Regions from separate parts of the Homo sapiens genome. Here all the other regions are linked to region 3. Evidence: chromatin loops called from intact Hi-C (ENCODE). Cell type or tissue: dorsolateral prefrontal cortex. All regions are shown on one strand.

The links. Peaks named below come from ENCODE experiments on the same cell type or tissue, not always from the same donor. Only the 100,000 strongest peaks of a DNase experiment are listed, where the experiment ranks them.
Region 1: it touches region 3 in a loop (3-fold over the local background); 1 of 110 quality-filtered maps calls a loop at or near these places.
Region 2: a loop joins it to region 3, with 4 times the contacts of the local background. A loop is called at or near these places in 1 of 110 quality-filtered maps.

What each region holds. Positions count from the first base shown.
Region 1 is chr2:235,237,591-235,240,090 of GRCh38, reverse strand. No RefSeq gene overlaps it. Among named protein-coding and RNA genes, the nearest start is that of AGAP1, 260 kb to the left of the region's middle. In dorsolateral prefrontal cortex, no CTCF peak of the experiment used is centred here; a DNase peak (open chromatin) is centred at 1,380.
Region 2 is chr2:235,745,526-235,748,025 of GRCh38, reverse strand. The region is part of intron 5 of AGAP1 (ArfGAP with GTPase domain, ankyrin repeat and PH domain 1); the gene reads right to left. It overlaps LOC105373942 (a long non-coding RNA gene), which reads left to right. Exons shown (of 4, transcript XR_001739943.3): 4 at 265-328. Among named protein-coding and RNA genes, the nearest start is that of TNRC17, 230 kb to the right of the region's middle. In dorsolateral prefrontal cortex, a CTCF peak has its summit at 1,494 (motif pointing right); a DNase peak (open chromatin) is centred at 1,505; H3K27ac peaks cover 1,839 bases.
Region 3 is chr2:235,383,312-235,385,811 of GRCh38, reverse strand. No RefSeq gene overlaps it. Among named protein-coding and RNA genes, the nearest start is that of AGAP1, 110 kb to the left of the region's middle. In dorsolateral prefrontal cortex, no CTCF peak of the experiment used is centred here; DNase peaks (open chromatin) are centred at 991 and 2,324; H3K4me3 peaks cover 1,066 bases; H3K27ac peaks cover 2,435 bases.

The sequences.
Region 1 (2,500 bases), 150 kb after region 3:
AATCAAGAGGCCTTCAAGCCCCCACCTGCCTATTCATTCATTTATTTATTCAAAAATATGCATTGGGTAGAGGAGATAGATACAATGGCACACACAATCAGCCAGGTTCGTGGCCTCATGAACTTACGGTTTAGTTGGGAAGACTGACATCAATCATATAATCAGATCACACTACAGTGTGACCCAAGCACAGCTCCAGGTGCTGCAGGGAAGGCTCCAATAAGGGGACAGATCTGGGACTGAACTCCAAAGGTCAAGAGGAATTAAGCCATCAGAATGCAGGGGGAAGAGCATTTCTGGCAGAGAGGGAGGCAAGAAGGAACGATGCAAGCATATGAGGACAGAAGGAAGCTGCTTCTCTAGACAGCAAGGGAAGTGTGTCTGGACAAAGGCTAGGATGAAGGAGGACTCTCATAGGAAATTTTGTACAGATTTCTGGTTAGAAGTGGCAGGCTTAACACATCCATTGAGTCACCCTTATTCCTGAAATATCACTAAAACAACAAAAAAGTTTCTTGTTTTTTTTTCTTGTTTTTTTTTTTAAAGCACAAACCTTCAAGGATATAATGAAAGAAGAGAGAACAGCAGTAAAATTGTATAAGCAGGTGAACCTAAACAGGGAAAGCAGAGAAGCAATCTGATAGATACATGCCTCAGCCCCTGCAAACTCCACGACAAGGTTTTATGCAGGTGGTTCAGACACCCAGACCCCAGGCTTATTCCCCACTTGACCCCTAACACCTCCTTCAGGAAGGAGACTAGGAGAACCTTCTAGAGAAGAAGGTTCTGACTCTGGTCAGTCAGAGGTGAACACTTAGCATTTCACCTTAGGGTACAATCACTTAGAGAGCATTAAGAGTACAACGTGGGGCCAGGCATGGTGGCTCACATCTGTAATCCCAGCAGTTTGGGAGACCGAGGTGGCCAGATCACCTGAGGTCGGGAGTTTGAGACCAGTCTGACCAACATGGAGAAACCCTGTCTCTACTAAAAATATAAAAAAAAAATGGCCAGGTGTGGTGGCGCACGCCTGTAATTCCAGGTACTTGGGAGGCTGAGGCAGGAGAATTGCTTGAACCTGGGAGGCGGAGGTTGTGGTGAGCCAAGATCATGGCATTGCACTCCAGCCTGGGCAACAAGAGTGAAACTCTGTCTCAAAAAAAAAAAAAAAAAAAAGTGTACAACATGGGAGTGTCCCCAAAGACGCATCCTGGGCCATCACCCTGCAGTGGAGACTGACCCTTCCAGTGGCCACACAGCCAGCAGCCCCACCCACACACAGAGCTTAGAGCTTGCAGTCTGCTTTTCAAGGCCTGGCACTTAGATGGAAACCGACTGCCAAGGATTATCAGACAGTCAGGGGAAACAGCTGCCTGGCATCTGGGAGCTCTAAACAAAGGCAGCTCCTGGCACCACCCCAAGCAACTCTGACTTAATAGTCTTGGGATGGGGCCTGGAGAATGTGGTTGTTTCTTTCTTTGTGTGTTTTGGTTTTGTTGTCGGTGAGTTGCTTTTAAACTCTCCAAATGATTCAATGTTCAGGTGGGACTGAGAACAGCTGATATCGTCCATTGAAAGAGTATGGAGATCAAAACACCTGTGTTCAAGTCATCATCCACCAGTTAGCAGCCATTGATAGCTACAGCTTTGCACATACAGATGAGAGCATTAGGATCATCCCAGAGCTTGCAAAAAGGCAGAGCTCCACCTCCAGCAGATCTGATACAGCAGCGTCAGGGGAGGCCCCAGAATCTGCACCTGTAACAAGTTACCAAATGGTGCTGATGCTGCTGGTGCAGGGGTCACACTGTGAGAACCCCTGCCTTAGTGCTAAGTGTGCTGGGCGTGGATGCAGACCCAGATGCTCAACTCCTGATTTTTCCATTCACTGGCTGTGCAATATCAGGAATATTACCTAAATTCCCCCATCTTAACTTCCCGCGTCTATAAAATCTGCATCCTCATGCACCCACTCAAGGTGCTCTTGTGGGATGAGAGGAGAGGACCCAGGAGAGCTGAGAGCTCCTTGCTGGATGCGGAGCATGGCTTTGTGTTGTTACTGGGCATCTCTCTCAACCTCGCCTTCAATAGAGCCCAAATGAAATAAGGTGAATACAGCCCTGAAACTTCAGAAGGTACAAACGGAAGCCCAGCTTACACATGACAGTGCTTTGAAAATGACAAAGTGCCACACTGATGTGAACCACCTAGATATTGTTACTATCACCAAGGAGCTGGAGTAATCTTAGTGTTCTGCTTAATTCCCTCTTTTTTTTTTTTTTTTTTTTTTGAGACGGAGTCTTGCTGTGTCACCAGGCTAGAGTGCAGTGGCATGATCTTGACTCACTGCAACCTCCGCCTCCCTGCTTCAAGGGATTCTCCTGCCTCAGCCTCCCGAGTAGCAGGGACTACAGGCACATGCCACCACGCACGGCTAATTTTTGTATTTTTAGTAGAGACGGGGTTTCATCATGTTGGCCAGGTTGGTCTCGATCTCCTG
Region 2 (2,500 bases), 360 kb before region 3:
CCCATCTTGCCCAATTATGAACATTCGTGCAGTCCTTGGCTACTGCCCAGAAAGAGCTCCTGCTGGCAGAGCTGCCCCTCCCGCCAGCGGGCGGAGGCCTCACCCCAGCCCAGGAATCCTTTGGCAATGAACCTAATTCCTCTTCCGTTCTTTCCCATCCCATATGCTCTGACCTCTAACGCTGCCTACCCCAAAGCAGCAGGAAGAGAAATGCCAGGTGCCTTCCTAGACAACCTGATCCCTCTTTTGTCTCTGGCATCCCAGGAAGCCAAACCCCTGAAAGAGCAGCCGAGCACGGGCTTCACGGAGAGCAAGTCTGCACGCAGGAAGCAAGCGTCGCGGCAGGGACCCTCAGAGCCCACGTGCATGCCAGCTTCCTGCCATCAGGCTTTCTGGGGTGCTCCCTGAAGTCTAGGGAAGGACCAAGAGAATCCCGCAGGTGAGGAATACAGCCCTGATTGCAACTTTTCGTTCTGGTTCATCTGGGGGTGGCCCAGCTAAGAGGAGTCCTGCAGGGAGGGCATGGGGCCCGCTTACCTGCTCACCCCGGGAGGGCGTGGGGCCAGCTTACCTGTTCACCCCGGGAGGGTGTGGGGCTGACTTACCTCCCAACCCCAGAGGCCACCCTCGCACACGCACACACTCCCCTGGGGCCTTCCTGGGCATCTTTCCACATCCGATCAACGGATGTTCATGGAATTCATGGGAATAAATGGGGGTACTTTCTTTTACTCAAGGACTTCAACTTCATCAGGGTTTCTCGAGAATCTAAGCAGCCACCCTGGCAGGAGGCTCGATGTGCCCCTTGGCTCAGGCAGGAGACTCAGAGGGATACGCTGCCTCCAGGGGCAGGGACAGTGGGGGGTGGGGTTCAGGATTCCAGGCAGGACCCTGGAACACTGGTCGCAGATTGAAATATGAGGAACAAAAGCAGCCATTGTTAAGATGCCTATCACATACCCACGGATGCACTGAGTGTCTTCTGGGAATTCCTGTTGAACCCCACCAAAGTCCCAGGTGTCAAGGTCACCCAGCCAGCAGCCAGTCACACGCAGGTGTGTGTGGTCCCAACTCCCGGGATCTCAGACACTCCCTTCCTACTGATGGAACATGGATGTGTACTCAGAACTCAGAGAACAGAACCTGATCGCAGGGGATCTTTCCAGGCTGGGAACTTCACTGTCACTTTTCACAGTGAGTCTAAGCAAAAGCCCATTCTGAGTCCTAAAGTCAAACCTCCTGAGCTCCAGCAGCCTGTGAGTGGTGTCTGCACACACAGCCCCGAAGGACCCTGCTCAAAAATGCCACGGTCGGGCCTGCAGGAAGGGGAGCTTATTCGGAATTTCTCTATTCGACTTCAAGGCAGCTTTAAGCAGAATCTGCTGTGGATGAGCATCCACTTTAAAACACGATTAGGCATTTTCAAGATGCCACCTCAAATACGGCAACTCTGCATTCTCACAAGAACCAAGGACTTTTGGGTGGTGCGGCCTTGTCTCCTGGTGAACACTAGAGGGTGCATTAGGCCTAAGAATCCCTCCTCCCTTCTGTGTTAGGATTAAACAGAGCTCTGGCTCTGAAGGTTTCAGGAGTGAGAGCGACCACGTACGCTTTAAAAAAAAAAAAAAAAAAAAAAAAAAAAAAAAAAGTTGGGGGAGGTGCTCTCCAGGAAGCCCAACTCTAACATCTCTCATCTAGCACACTGAAAAGATACTTATAGTTTTGTTTTTTTTTTCCCTTGAGATGGAGTCTCCCTCTGTCTACCAGGCTGGAGTGCAGTGGCACGATCTTGGCTCACTGCAACCTCCATCTCCCCAGATTCAAAAGATTCTCCTGCCTCAGCCTCCCAAGTAGCTGGGATTACAGACACCCGCCAACATGCCCGGCTTTTTATTTTTTTGAGACAGAATCTCACTCTGTCACCCAGGCTGGAGTGCAATGGCGTGATCTCAGCTCACTGCAACCTCTGCTTCCTGGGTTCAAGTGATCCTCCTGCCTCAGCCTCCTGAGCAGCTGGTATTACAGGCATGCACCACCATGCCTGGCTAATTTTTCTATTTTTAGTACAGACAGGGTTTCACCATGTGGGCCAGGCTGGTCAACTCCTGACTTCAACTGATCCCACCTGCCTGGGCCTCCCAAAGTGCTGGAATTACAGGCGTGAGCCACCACGTCTGGCTGGAAAATGTTTGTGGTTTATGCCACACTATTTATCTGGGCTTTTGTAGGTTCGTGATCAAGCAGCCAATCATCTGCCTGGGCAACCTCCTACTTAGACCACACCTAGTGCAGTATGTACAGCTGACGTCCTAAAGAGAAGCGTCTCACATCAGAGCATGGATGGGCATGTCAGATAGGCTCATTCTAAAAGAATTCGCAAAACAGTCTATTCATAGCCACAACAAAAATGAAGGGATATACAATTTTTCCTGATAGGATTATTTGTATGTTACCCATATTTCTGACAAAGCAGTTGTAAAGCTAACCTCCATCTGACTTT
Region 3 (2,500 bases):
TCTTTCTAGTTTAACCCATTTGTGCCTGAGGTTGCTATTTTTTGAGTTTTTGCAATCAGACCTTGGCAATGACCTTGAGCAGTAGGGAATAAATAACTCCCATATGCTCAGTGTTCCAATAATGGAACACTAGGCATACATATGTTTTAATGAGCTCAAGTGGCCCCTCTAGAACTCTTTTTTTTTACAATGCCCATTCCCAGGCCAGAGCTTTGCAGCTTCTTTTTCTGTTGGTCTGGGGTAGGAACCTAAATTGTGTATTTTTAACAGTCTCACTTTGTGATTCTGACATAGGTGGCCCTTAGTCCATTTGAGAAGCTGATCAAGACCGACTTTGACTTCCCTGTTTTGGACATGTCCACCCCTTGCTCACTGCTGCTGGACTTGGCCTTGGTCTGATCTGTGCTGTCTCATCTTGCCCCTCTAGGATCGGCTGTCTGCTCTGCACTAACCCAGCCGCTAGCCTGGTCCCTGTTCTGGCTTTGCTGGGTGGACGTGGCATTGGCCCTGACCATCTGCCTTGCTGGCCTTCATTACAGCCAGACCCCCACTCAGGGCTCGCAGCTCCTGTGGTCTCATCCCCAAGAACCAAGACAGGGCAATGTCTCTTACTGCCTGTAAGAGCTTGTCGTCCAGGCCTGGAGCAAGAGCCACTGTGGACCCCAGAGCCACAGGAACGCCTCTGCCTGCGGCGGATGCCTGGCCAGGCTGAGGCACGCGTGGGAAAGTGCTAATCAGGACTTTTCTCTCTGGGTGGCTCGCACCATCCTGGCAGAAAGGCAGTGGGTCACTGTGTGGCCACACAGCCCAGAGCCATTCAGGGGGCAGGAGGGAACATGCAGAGCGGAAATGAAATGTCCCCTCTCAGAGCTGCCAGGCCAGATGACGTGCCCCGAACAGTCGCGACTTTCTTTGTGAGGACCAGGGCTGCATAATGCGCATCCCCGAATAGAGCCCCGTCACCCGGGAGACAGAGGCCTTTTCTTTCGCAGGCTGGTGACTTCACTGTACATTCCCAGGCCGCGGGAAGCACTGGGAAGCCTCTCTTCCGCCAGGCCTCGGACAATGCCGGGGAAGCAGGGGAGGCGCTCGCGGGGGCCTGGACATGGGCAGCGCCGGCGGAGAGAGGTCCACATTGCCACGCTGGTCATGTCGAGCCCAGGCTGGCCACAAAAACGGCCTCTGTGAATGGGGATCAGCGGGGCAGGGGCTGGTTTCCTTTCACCCCTCCATGAAGAGGAGGCTGAGATGGAAAACAGCAGGCGAAGAAGGAGCTGGGGAGCCGGGGTTGGATAAGCACAGGCCCAGCGCTCCATCACACGCTGACTGTCCCCTGGCAGGGACTGGAATGTACATGAACGAGTTCTGGAAGCTCTAGAGACTGTCTTCTTAACTGTAAAAGGAGCTCCCAATGGCCACTTATGGGATGGCTATGGGATTAAATTTCACTAAGTGCATAATAGTCCTTGCAAGATAAGTTAGGAATTCTTCAATAGACACTGCCCCAAAACTGTACTATGGGCCAGACAATTAGCCCTTATTAATATCAATGGATACAATCTTAAGAATAGTTTGCAGCCAGGCGCGGTGGCTCAAGCCTGTAATCCCAGCACTTTGGGAGGCCGAGGTGGGCAGATCACGAAGTCAGGAGATCGAGACCACGGTGAAACCCCGTCTCTACTAAAAATATAAAAAGTTAGCCGGCGGCAGTGGCGGGTGCCTGTAGTCCCAGCTACTCAGGAGGCTGAGGCAGGAGAATGGCGTGAACCCGGGAGGCGGAGCTTGCAGTGAGCCGAGATCGCGCCACTGCACTCCAGCCTGGGTGACAGAGCCAGACTCCGTCTCAAAAAATAAAATAAAACAAAATAAAAATAAAAAATAAAAAAAAAACTTTGCAAAACAGATTTTCTTATTTCATCTCATGGGCCCACTTTGCAGTTGAAGACATTGAAACTCAGATGGTTTAGGTAAGGTACCCACCCAGCGCACAGGAATTGGCAGATCTTTCATCTCCAAGTTCAGTGATTCTTCCCCTGTGCCAACGATGTGTCTTTTCTATGTCCCAATAGTTTACCCAACTGGGAATTCTGCCCTTTCTGGAAAATTTGACCTAGCCTCTGCTCAACACAGAAGTGATTCATTTTCAGATCACCGTCCGCGGACAGCCCCTACATTGTCTGGCCTGACCTATTTCTCCTCCCTCTACTCAGGGCAGATGGAAAATTTTCTTCCCAGCTGTGCCTTCTCTTTGAGATTGCCCACCACTCTTCTGATGGCCTGATTTGAGACTATCCCCTCTGCTGTATACCCAGCATTGGCGAGGCCAGGTCAGGCAGGCATCCAACCTCAGCCACGGAATTCAACCAGCAGCTGTGCACTCATGCAGCTGGCAGCTTCAGAGGACAAATGCTAGCATTTCCTCCAATTCAGGGGGCTTCTTAGAGTTTAATTCTCACTGACTTCTCTTGGCACTGGGCAGGACGAGGGTCTTAGTACAGTG